2 separate regions of the Homo sapiens genome follow, and region 1 is linked to region 2. The links are chromatin contacts, found by Hi-C or POLR2A ChIA-PET in ENCODE. All regions are on one chromosome and are shown on one strand. Each heading gives the region's core, a stretch centred on a gene start or an enhancer-like site at or near the end of the contact. The rest is flanking DNA. Distances are from core to core; before and after follow the strand shown.

Region 1 (5,363 bases), core at 145-2,644, 34 kb before region 2:
GTCCCGAGCTCCCGACCTCAGGTGATACTCCCACCTCAGCCTCCCAAAGTGCTAGGATTACAGGCGTGAGCCACCACGCCTGGCCAAATTAATCAAATTTTAAGATATAGAGAGAACCAGAATCAGCTCACAACAATTGTAGAATAAGTTACTAAATTCTATTGAGATTTTGTTGAAAGATACCTATCTAGCCATATATATATTTATATATATATATATATATATAATTTATGTTAGTGTATTTTGGCTCTTTGAGAGAAGTCAAAGTTTACATCTGTTAAAAGTCTCAGAAATTGGCAATAGAACAACAGTCCATCTTGGACTCCATTCCCAATTTTGTTGCTTACTATCTGAAATGCTATGAAAGGCATATAACCACTTAACCACTTAAATTTTTATTTTTATCTATAAAATAGGTATGATATCATTGCCATTGTCTATGAGGTAATATATATGAAAACACTTTGTACTCTAAATTTTTTTTAATAAGGAGAATATATATGGTCAGAGTTAAGAAAATAAATAGGTCTGTTTGGGTAAATCTCAGTTTCTGTTCTGTGTGCTTTCAAGAGACTCATTAGAAAAGTAATCTGTTTTTGTTTTTGAGACAGAGTCTCGCTCTGTTGCCCAGGCTGGAGTGCAGTGGCGTGGTCTCGCTTCACTGCAACCTCCGCGTCCTGGGTTCAAGTGATTCTCCTGCCTCAGCCTTTCAAGTTGCTGGGACTGCAGGCATGTGCCACCATGCCCAGCTAATTTTTGTATTTTTAGAAGAGACAGGGTTTGTTTCACCATGTTGGCCAGGCTGGTGTCAGACTCCTGACCTCAGATGATCCACCCACCTTGGCCTCCCAAAGTGCTGGGATTACAGGTATGAGCCACTACGCCCGGCCTGCTTTTTTCATGTATCCTAAACCTGCTGTGTCCGTTATTGGTAGCTACTAGTCATATGTGGCTATTTAAACGTAAATTAAATAAAACTAAATTTTAAAAAAGTTCTTCAGTCGTGCAGGTCACATTTCAAGTGCCCAGATAATCGTATGTGGGACAGTGCATGTATATACCATTTATGCTGTAGAAAATTCTTCTCAACCACTTAGCCTCTAAATGCTGAATACTGCACAGAAAATGACATCCATGTATTTTGGTACCATTGTATTGTCTCCAGTATCACCCTAGCCCTTAGTATATCATTTGGCATTCTTTTCGCATGCCCCTGTGAACTTCTGTTTCCTAAAGTAATTATTCCAAATTATCACTACTTTACTCAGCTTCCTCCTTTTCTCTTAATAGATGATCTTTCTCCTGTTGCACAAAGGAAATTGAGGTTATAAGCAGGAACCCCGTTAGCTTCCTGTTCTCATATCTATTTTTGTACCTCTCCTTACCTGCTTTCCTCTTGTCTTAGAGATGTGTCTGTTTTAACTTCTACTACTTCAGTTTTACAAATATGTATTAGATACCTGCTACATCTCAGGTACTACTTTAGGTATTTAGGGTACAGCCATGAACAAAACAAAACAAAAATTTGTTGCCTCCTATAACTTACCTTCTTGTGGGAAAAGACAGATGGCAAACAAAATAACTGTTTAGCATATTAGAAGACAGTAGTACTATGGAGAAAAGTAAAGCCTGGAAAGTGACAGGAAGTGTCAGTTGTAACAGAAAATGGATAGGCCCTAAAGCAAGAAGATTGAAAAAATAACATACTATGTGAAAATTAGTAGAAAATGATGTAGAAAGGCTATAAGGGTAAATTAAATTGGGCTTTTTAGGCTATTATAAAGACTTTATTTTTTATTCTGATTAAGCTTGGAGTGAAAGCCTTTGAAGCATTTTGAGCAGAAAAGTAATATGATAAAACTTTTTCCCTTATATAAATAATTTTAAACCTATGTAGTTATAGAATAGTAAAATGTGCTTCCATGTAGCATGCAGCTTTAACAATTATCGATTTGTGGCCAGTATTGTTTCACTTTACTGCTCGTCTTCTGTCATAGATATTCCCCTATGTATGATAGTTTGACTTAGGACTTTTTGACTTCACAAGGGTGAAAAAGGAGCATTCAGTATGTTCCTGAGCTTTCAACTTAATATTTTCAGTTTAGGATGGGTTTATCTGGATGTAACCCCTTCATAAGTCGAGCATCCGTATTTCAAAGCAGATCCCACACACTGTATTATTTTGCCCCTAAATTTCTAAGTGTGTGTGTATGTGCATAAATTAAAACAGTCTAGCTCTATAGTCGAGTCTCATTCACAGTACTTATGTTTTATAATACCGCCACTTCTCAGCAACACCAGGAATGATAAGAGTATCATAGGCTTACTCATTTGCTTTGTCTTACATTATGTAACCACTAGACTTAGAATAACAATACTAAGGTTACCACCAATGGTATAATTGCTGAAAACAGTGTATTTTTTTGTTCCAGTTCTTTTTATCCTTAGGAGATATCCCGCTGGTCATATACTCAATTTATTGTGTTTTGTAGTCGTTTGGAATTGTTCCTCTCTCTGCCTTATGTTTTAAAAAGCTAATATCTTTTGTATTCTAGAACCTGTCTTCACAGATACTTTTCTAAGTTTACCAAATCTTAAGCCTATTTTTCTTTCATTGCTTTTCTTTTCATTATATAAACTCAACCCTCTAATATAAAAAACTAAAAGTTATCACACCCAGTCTGGTTATGGCCTTATCTTACTCCTTTCCTTCATAGCTGGACTTCTTATAATGTGAACCGTTATATCTATATTTTCTTGCTTCCCAATAATATCTTCAGTTATTGCAGCCTGGTTTCTTCCTCCACTTCACAAAACTGATGTTGCTAAGATGGCTAATCATCTCTTAGTTACTGCATTTAATATTCAAGTGTGCATCACTGTCCTACTGAACCTTTGCATTTAACACTGGATCACTGTCCTTTTGGAAATTCTTTGTTCCTGTTGCTACTCTGATACTTCTCTTCAGGTTTTCCTATTTTTTTAATCAGTCTTTGCTGTATGTTTGTTCTCTCTGTAGAAGATTTAGTGTTTATGTGATTTTTTTTTGTAGTGCTCCTTATTTTCTGTAGTGTTCCTTTTTGGTTTTTTCCATTTCACTACTCACCCTAAGCCGTGTCACATTTCCACTGTCTTTTAAAACCCTGTCTTCTGAATCCAAAACTCCAGACCTCTCTGCTCTACCATTATTTAATAACTGTTTACTAAGCATCTTCTCTGTGCCAGGCAGTATTCATACAAAATTTCCTGCCCCCATGGAGTTAAAATTCTGGAGAGGCCAGGTAGATAATAAGTGTAATAAGTAACTTATATAGTGTGATATACAATGTAATAAATGCGATGACAAAATGAAAATGTAAAGCAGTGTAAGATCAATAAGGATTGGGGAGGGGAGAAGCAGATATTTAATAGAATGTTCAGAGTAGATATCATTGAAAAGGTGAAACCCATGTCTTCTGCTGTCTATTTACTGTATTCACATTCAACCATCAGACCTTGATTTCGTTTTTCTTCCTGATCATTCTGTATCCCAGCTAATGAGATCAATCACATCTATGCCAGTTTGTCACTTAAATCAACATGTAGGGCCAGGAGCGGTGGCTCACGCCTATAATCCCAGCACTTAGGAGGCCAAGGTGGGTGGATCACCTGAGGTCAAGAGTTTGAGACCATCCTGGCCAACATGGCAAAACCCCCGTTTCTACTAAAAATACAAAAATTAGCCGTGTGTGGTGGCACATGCCTGTAGTCCCAGCTACTCAGGAGGCTGAGGCAGGAGAATTGCTTGAACCCAGGAAACGGAGGTTGCAGTGAGCCAAGATTGTGCCACAGCACTCCAGCCTGGGTGACAGAGCGAGACGCAAGTCTCAAAAAAAAAATCAACATGTAGGAATGTTTTAGGTCTCTCTCTTGCCCTTACATATTAGTCTCCCAGAATTACTAATTCTGCCTCTTTAACTTTGCTTAATCTGTCCCTTCTCCTCTATCGTAAGGCTCCCATCCTTACCCGCCTAGACTATTACAGAACACTCCAAACTACAGTCTTTCAGTTTTCTTCCTCACCTACTCTGCTGTCCTTAATTCAATCCATACCAGTGTACTTGTCCCTATATTCCATATTGTTTCACCCATCTATTCTTGCGTATGAATTTTCCTCTGTCTGAAAGACCTTCTTTTCTGATCTCTTATTATCTGGCAGATGCCCTTGCAGTTTTGAAGTTCCAACTCAAAAACCTTGGTTTCATACTTTTCTTGAGTCTCAACTCAAATATTTCCTTCTCTGTAAATCCTTTCCTGACACACCTAACTAGGTCACCCGCCAACCCATTTTGTCTCACCTTTGTATCCTAGAGGATACAAAGATACTTTAATCTGTATCGTATTTGTGTGTCTGTCTCAATTCCACTGGATTGTAAGATCCTTGAGGTCAGGAACTTTGTCTTAGATATATTGCCAGTGCCTTGGCACAGTAATTGATACCAGGTGTTCAAAATCTTGTTGAATGAAATATATTCCTAATAAATTTTAGTAATGAGAGCCTCCTAGTCCCACACTTAGACTATTTCAAACATAATTCCAACAAGCTGTCAAATCTAGTTTCCCTTACCATAGCATATGAGAAGCCAACACTTTAAAAAGTGGTGATGGTAGATTGGCAGCTTGACAGCATGAGGTTATGGAAGAACTAAAAAACAGTTACAACTAAAATTTTGTCTTTCTGGAACAATTTGTTATAGAGGTTACAGTTTACATCGATTATAACTGCATCATAATATAAAGATAACCATGAGTATTAATTTAAAGACCTTATGTTCAGTATGTTATTTCATGAAGGAACTCTAAATATTTTTATTCAAAATTAATAGAATTTCAGCAAATTATGTTATATAAACTCCTTTTTTAAAGATAAACTATAATAAGCATTTAATATGCTTCATTCAGTTTATGTTCTCTTCCCTTTTTTAAATTAAATTTTCTAAATACGTTAAACTTTCTAGGAGCAGTAAAAAAAAAATGCTGAAAGGCATCGTAAAGAGTACTATGGATAATACCTTCCTTAAAAATTCTAGGTGGCTAATGTGCTTTTCTATTATGATACATTGGAATTTTAGTTATAGCTTCCTTCCTTTTTTTCTTTTTTTTTTTTTTTGAGATGGAGTCTCACACTGTCACCCAGGCTGGAGTGCAGTGGCACAATCTTGGCTTGCTGCAACCTCCACCTCCCAGGTTCAAGCGATTCTCATGCCTCAGCCTCCCAAGTAGCTGGGATTACAGGCACCTGCCTCCATACCCGGCTTTTTTTTTTTTTTTTTTTTTTTTTTTTAGTAGAGACGGGGTTTCACTGTGTTGGCCAGGCTGGTCTC
Region 2 (5,635 bases), core at 1-2,500:
AGAAAGAAAAGCTTTTATGGAACCATTACGGTCTGTTGCATCCACATCAGCCAAAAATGACCTGGATCTAAATAGGTCACAGACTGGAAAAGATTGTCACTTACATAGGCATTTTGTGGATCCAGTATTAAATCAGTTACAGAGGCCACCCCAGGAGACTGGAGAGAGGTTAAACAAATACAAAGAGGAACACCGTCGAATTCTTCAAGAAAGTATTGATGTTGCTCCCTTTACAACTAAAATCAAGGGACTTGAGGGTGAGAGAGAGAATTATTCCAGAGTGGCATCATCATCTTCCAGTCCTAAAAGCCATATCATCAAACAAGATATGGATGTAGAACGCTCAGTATCAGATCTTTATAAAATGAAGCACTCAGTGCCTCAGAGTTTACCCCAAAGTAACTATTTCACTACATTGTCTAATAGTGTGGTCAATGAACCACCAAGATCATACCCATCCAAAGAAGTTTCAAATATTTACGGTGATAAACAGAGTAATGCCCTTGCAGCGGCAGCAGCTAATCCTCAAACTCTGACTTCATTTATAACATCTCTTTCAAAGCCTCCACCTTTGATTAAACACCAACCAGAAAGTGAAGGTTTAGTAGGCAAGATACCAGAACATCTTCCACATCAGATTGCATCTCACTCAGTAACAACCTTCAGAAATGATTGTAGGAGTCCTACCCATTTGACAGTTTCTTCTACAAATACACTCCGCAGTATGCCTGCATTACATAGAGCACCAGTATTTCACCCACCAATCCATCACAGCCTGGAAAGAAAGGAAGGCAGCTATAGTAGTCTTTCCCCTCCAACTTTAACTCCGGTGATGCCAGTAAATGCTGGTGGTAAAGTTCAAGAATCACAGAAGCCTCCAACTCTAATACCCGAACCAAAAGACTCCCAGGCAAATTTTAAGAGTTCTTCAGAACAGAGTTTGACGGAGATGTGGAGACCTAATAATAACCTCAGCAAAGAGAAAACTGAATGGCATGTGGAGAAAAGCAGCGGAAAGTTACAGGCTGCTATGGCATCTGTCATTGTGCGTCCATCTTCTAGTACAAAAACTGATAGTATGCCAGCAATGCAGTTAGCTTCTAAAGATCGTGTTAGTGAAAGATCTTCAGCTGGGGCACATAAAACAGATTGCCTCAAACTAGCAGAAGCCGGAGAAACTGGAAGAATCATTTTGCCAAATGTGAATTCAGACAGTGTTCACACAAAATCTGAAAAAAACTTTCAGGCTGTCTCACAGGGCAGTGTTCCCAGTTCAGTCATGTCTGCTGTAAATACGATGTGTAATACCAAAACGGATGTAATCACATCTGCTGCCGATACTACCAGTGTTTCCAGCTGGGGTGGTTCAGAAGTAATTTCCTCTTTATCAAATACCATTTTGGCCTCTACATCATCAGAATGTGTATCTTCAAAAAGTGTCAGTCAGCCAGTGGCTCAAAAACAAGAATGCAAGGTCAGCACCACAGCACCAGTTACATTAGCCAGTAGTAAGACAGGAAGTGTTGTTCAACCCAGTTCTGGGTTCTCAGGCACAACTGATTTTATCCATTTAAAAAAGCACAAGGCAGCATTGGCTGCAGCTCAGTATAAAAGTAGTAATGCCAGTGAGACTGAACCTAATGCTATAAAAAATCAGACACTTTCAGCCTCCCTTCCTCTGGATAGCACTGTAATCTGTAGTACAATTAACAAAGCAAACTCTGTAGGAAATGGGCAAGCTTCCCAGACAAGTCAACCAAACTACCATACTAAACTGAAAAAGGCCTGGCTCACCAGACACTCAGAAGAAGATAAAAATACTAATAAAATGGAAAATTCAGGGAATTCTGTATCAGAAATTATTAAGCCATGTTCTGTCAACTTAATAGCCTCTACATCTAGTGATATACAAAATAGTGTAGATAGTAAGATCATAGTTGATAAATATGTAAAAGATGATAAAGTCAACAGGAGAAAAGCCAAAAGAACTTATGAATCTGGCTCTGAAAGTGGAGACTCAGATGAAAGTGAAAGCAAGTCAGAGCAAAGGACTAAAAGACAACCTAAGCCAACTTACAAAAAGAAGCAAAATGATTTGCAAAAGAGAAAAGGTGAAATAGAAGAAGATTTGAAACCCAATGGAGTTCTCAGCAGGAGTGCCAAAGAAAGAAGTAAACTGAAGTTGCAAAGCAACAGTAATAGTAAGTCAGTTACTTTGTTTTATCTCAGGTAAAATGGGCTGAATGTTTTAGCTATACTAGTGTGCTGCTTTAAAGATCAGTGAGCTTAAAGGCATCCTTTGTCTTCATTTGCGTGCCTTAGCTTTATGTATATGCTCATTGATCTCATTTCTACATTTCACAAGTAAGTACCCTTTAAGAGGAAATGAGAGAACACTTATTCCTCTATTTTTAAAAGACTTGTAGAAATATATATCTTACCTGACAGTCATTGTAGGTAATTTGCGTAATTTAACGTGGAATTTAGTAGTTACTCGTAATTTTGGCCATTTCTAAGAATTGTCAAAATGCAGTTATGGCTGTCACACCAAAAGTGGATTTGTAATATCAGCTAAGATATTTACCTCTAACAAGATGTAGTCAGGAAAGAAATTCTGCTCACATACACATATTTTGAGGCAAATTTCTAGAAGATAGTTACAGTTGTCCCTGGGTATACCTGTGGGGGATTGGTTCCAGGACGCCCCCACGGATACCAAAATTCACAGATGTGCACATCCCTTATATAAAATAGCATAGTACAGTCATGTGCTGCATAACAACTTTTCAGTCAGTGACAGAATGCACAGCTGGGCACAGTGGCTCACTCCTGTAATCCCAGCACTTTGGGAAGCTGAGGCAGGAGGATCACTTGAGCTGGCGTGGTTGAAGCTGCAGTGAGCCATGATTGCACCACCGCACTCCAGCCTGGGCAACAGAGCAAGACCATGTCTCAAAAAATAAACAAAAAATGATGGAATGTATATATGACAGTGGTCTCATATAAGATCGTAAGACTGTGTTTTTACTATACCTCTTTCTTTGTTCAGATACGTAAATACTTTGTGTTACAATTATCTACAGTATAAAGTACAGTAAATACTGTACGGGTTTGTAAGCTAGGTTTGTGTAAGTACATGCTATGAAGTTCCTACAGTGAGGAAATTGCCTAATAGTGTATGACTATATTTGCATGTAACCTACACACATCCTCCCATATACTTTAAATCATTTCTAGATTCCTTATAATGCCCAACACAACGCTTACACATCACTTCATTTATGCAGGATTGAACATAGTACTCTGCACATGGCAAATTAAAGTTTTGTTTTTTTGGAACTTTGTAGAATATTTTTTCCCCCAAGTATTTTTGATCCATGGTAGGTTGAACCCATGGGTTTGGAACCCACGGTTATGGAGGGCCAATTTTACTTCAGAGTAATATGAATGTGGACTGTATTTCACTCTTATATCATCTGGTGACAAAATTGGAAGCTTATGGAAATTACTATCTATTTAATGCTGCTCATTCAAACAGTCCTTAACAATAGGTAAAAATTAACATAAGGGGAGGCTTGTGGTTTTGTGTATTCATTTCGATGTTAAAGAATTGCCATATTAATAGCTTCACAACTGATTATATATCCTTTGTGGCAACAGCTGGACAAAATAAGAGATACTTAACAGTAATATTCACTATAAAGTGTTTCTATATCATTTTACTCTAGTAGTAGTTTTTCTCAGTTTGCTTATTTCTTTTTAGGTATGTTGCACAATGCAGAAAGCACTTAGTTTCACTATGTCCGTGTGTTCATCCACATACAATATATGAAATATCTGTGACAATGTGGACACTCAAAGTACTTTCACAAGCACTTGGATGCTTGAAGGCTCCCATTTGTGCCTTTTAACTGAATGAGGTTTTCCCACATGCCTGTGTGGAAACCAGAGGCAAAGTGAAGGAGAGGAAAACAGGAGGATGGAATCATAGAAAAGGACAGTCAGAAAGTGAAAGAACAAAGGACAAACTCAACTAGAGCCAGAGACTGACAGACTGAAATGCAAGCATAGTCAGAAGACAGAGAGGGGGATTAACATCGAAGGATACCTGCCATTTACTTGAATATTGGATTATATACAGTGTTGCTTTTTCTTATGTGTTCCCCTTACTCTCCCTCACTACCCCCATGAATTCATAATAGGCTTAGTGTGAGCAATTTAATTGTTTCTCTTCTGTCTTATATGACATTTCCTTTGGTGTTGGGTGTTCAGATACTTGAGTAAAACTTAAAAAACAAAAACAAAAGATAGGTACCTTCCAGGTTTTAATGCCTAGAAAACTCTTGTGAAGTTAAATTTATGAAATTAAGTGTTAGTGAAATACGTATTCTCTTTTCATCTTGAGACGAATATACATATTCACATGTAAGAGTTCTAAGAAAAGGGCCAGAATGAGTGCCTTTTTTTCCCCCAGGTTGTAATGTTTAGTCAAATCTCCCCTGCTTGGTAACTAGCATGTAGCTTTAGAGAGGCTGTTTTATGACCCATTTGTTCACCAAGTCCAAAGTAATATTAAGTCAATATTAGATGTCATCTATTAATTGTGGACAGAGTTGACTTGCTTTTGTTCTAGGCTACCTAGAAAAGTTTTTTTTTTCTTAAATATTTTTTAGAGACAGTCTCCCTACATTGCCCAGACTGGAGTGCAGTGGATATTCACAGGTGTAACCATAGTGCACAGCAGCCTCCAACTCCTGGGCTCAGGCAATCCTCCTGCCTCAGTCTCCTGAGCACAGAAAAGTTCTTTAAGTTGGGAGTTTTCATAAGTCAGGGAACTTCTAAATATTAATGGATTATCTACTTCATGGATTAAATAATGTCTATTTTCTTTCTATTGTTTAGTAGAATTGTCATCAGTCATGGTCAATCAAAAAGAATGAGTTAGGCTTACACCTAAACTATGTAATATGATTACATACACCGTTATACATGTATAATTATATATTTTATATACACATACACATAATAGTGTGTTTCTTAGTACATTAAAGCTAGATATAATAGATTTTGTCTTATCTACTCTTTTGGAATGTCTTCCTCTCTGCTACCTTTTTGTTTCTCTTAATTAAAAGTCAGCCGCTTTTTCTCCACTAATTTTTATGTTTTATTTACTTCTATCTTACATTTTATCTAATTTTTACATTTAATTTTATGATCTGAAATTGCCACTATATTCAAATATATAAATTCTACAATACAAAACCAGTGGTTTATGATCACAGTTAATTTCTCTATCTCCAAAAAAATATTTTTTAAGGGGGTGGCATATCAGAGATTAATGTTTGGCAAGTATTTGTCTCTTACTTTCTTCCTCCCCAGTTTTCTGTTAGAGCAGCTATTTGTGGATTTGCTACTAGAGAACTAAGGTTCTTACTATAAATGAAGAAGTATCCATTGAGTTAGGTATTTTTTTGTTGACTAAGTGTCTTAATCTCAAACTTCTAGGTTTTATATATTGCCAGTAAATTATATATATATGGAATTGAAGGATGAAGTTTTATTTATTGTACAAATACTATGACAGTTAAATTCATAAAAGGAGTTAGTTGCAGTCATGTGTGGCCTTGTCTAGAAG

The links. Hi-C counts contacts between places; a loop is a spot of excess contacts on that map. ChIA-PET counts read pairs that join two places held with the same protein, here RNA polymerase II (POLR2A). Pooled maps may share reads with other maps.
Region 1: a loop to region 2 is called in a pooled map, with 3 times the contacts of the local background. The contact joins two enhancer-like sites. A Hi-C loop is called at or near these places in 2 of 168 maps with a recorded cell type or tissue (B cell and Right ventricle myocardium superior), 5 of 37 single-sample maps with no recorded cell type and 3 of 50 pooled maps. POLR2A ChIA-PET finds 5 or more read pairs at or near these places in 11 of 52 experiments (AG04450, B cell, BJ and 8 more).

Annotation. Positions count from the first base shown.
Region 1 is chr10:63,237,967-63,243,329 of GRCh38, reverse strand. The region is part of intron 3 of JMJD1C (jumonji domain containing 1C); the gene reads left to right. Among named protein-coding and RNA genes, the nearest start is that of NRBF2, 110 kb to the right of the region's middle. RefSeq lists an enhancer at 2,068-2,604. Within about 2 kb of position 1,394, at least 3 of the 41 ENCODE cell types and tissues checked have a DNase peak (open chromatin) inside an H3K27ac peak, as active enhancers do.
Region 2 is chr10:63,203,161-63,208,795 of GRCh38, reverse strand. JMJD1C (jumonji domain containing 1C) reads left to right here. Exons shown (of 26, transcript NM_032776.3): 10 at 1-2,201. Among named protein-coding and RNA genes, the nearest start is that of NRBF2, 73 kb to the right of the region's middle. RefSeq lists a silencer at 2,221-2,421. Within about 2 kb of position 1,250, at least 18 of the 41 ENCODE cell types and tissues checked have a DNase peak (open chromatin) inside an H3K27ac peak, as active enhancers do.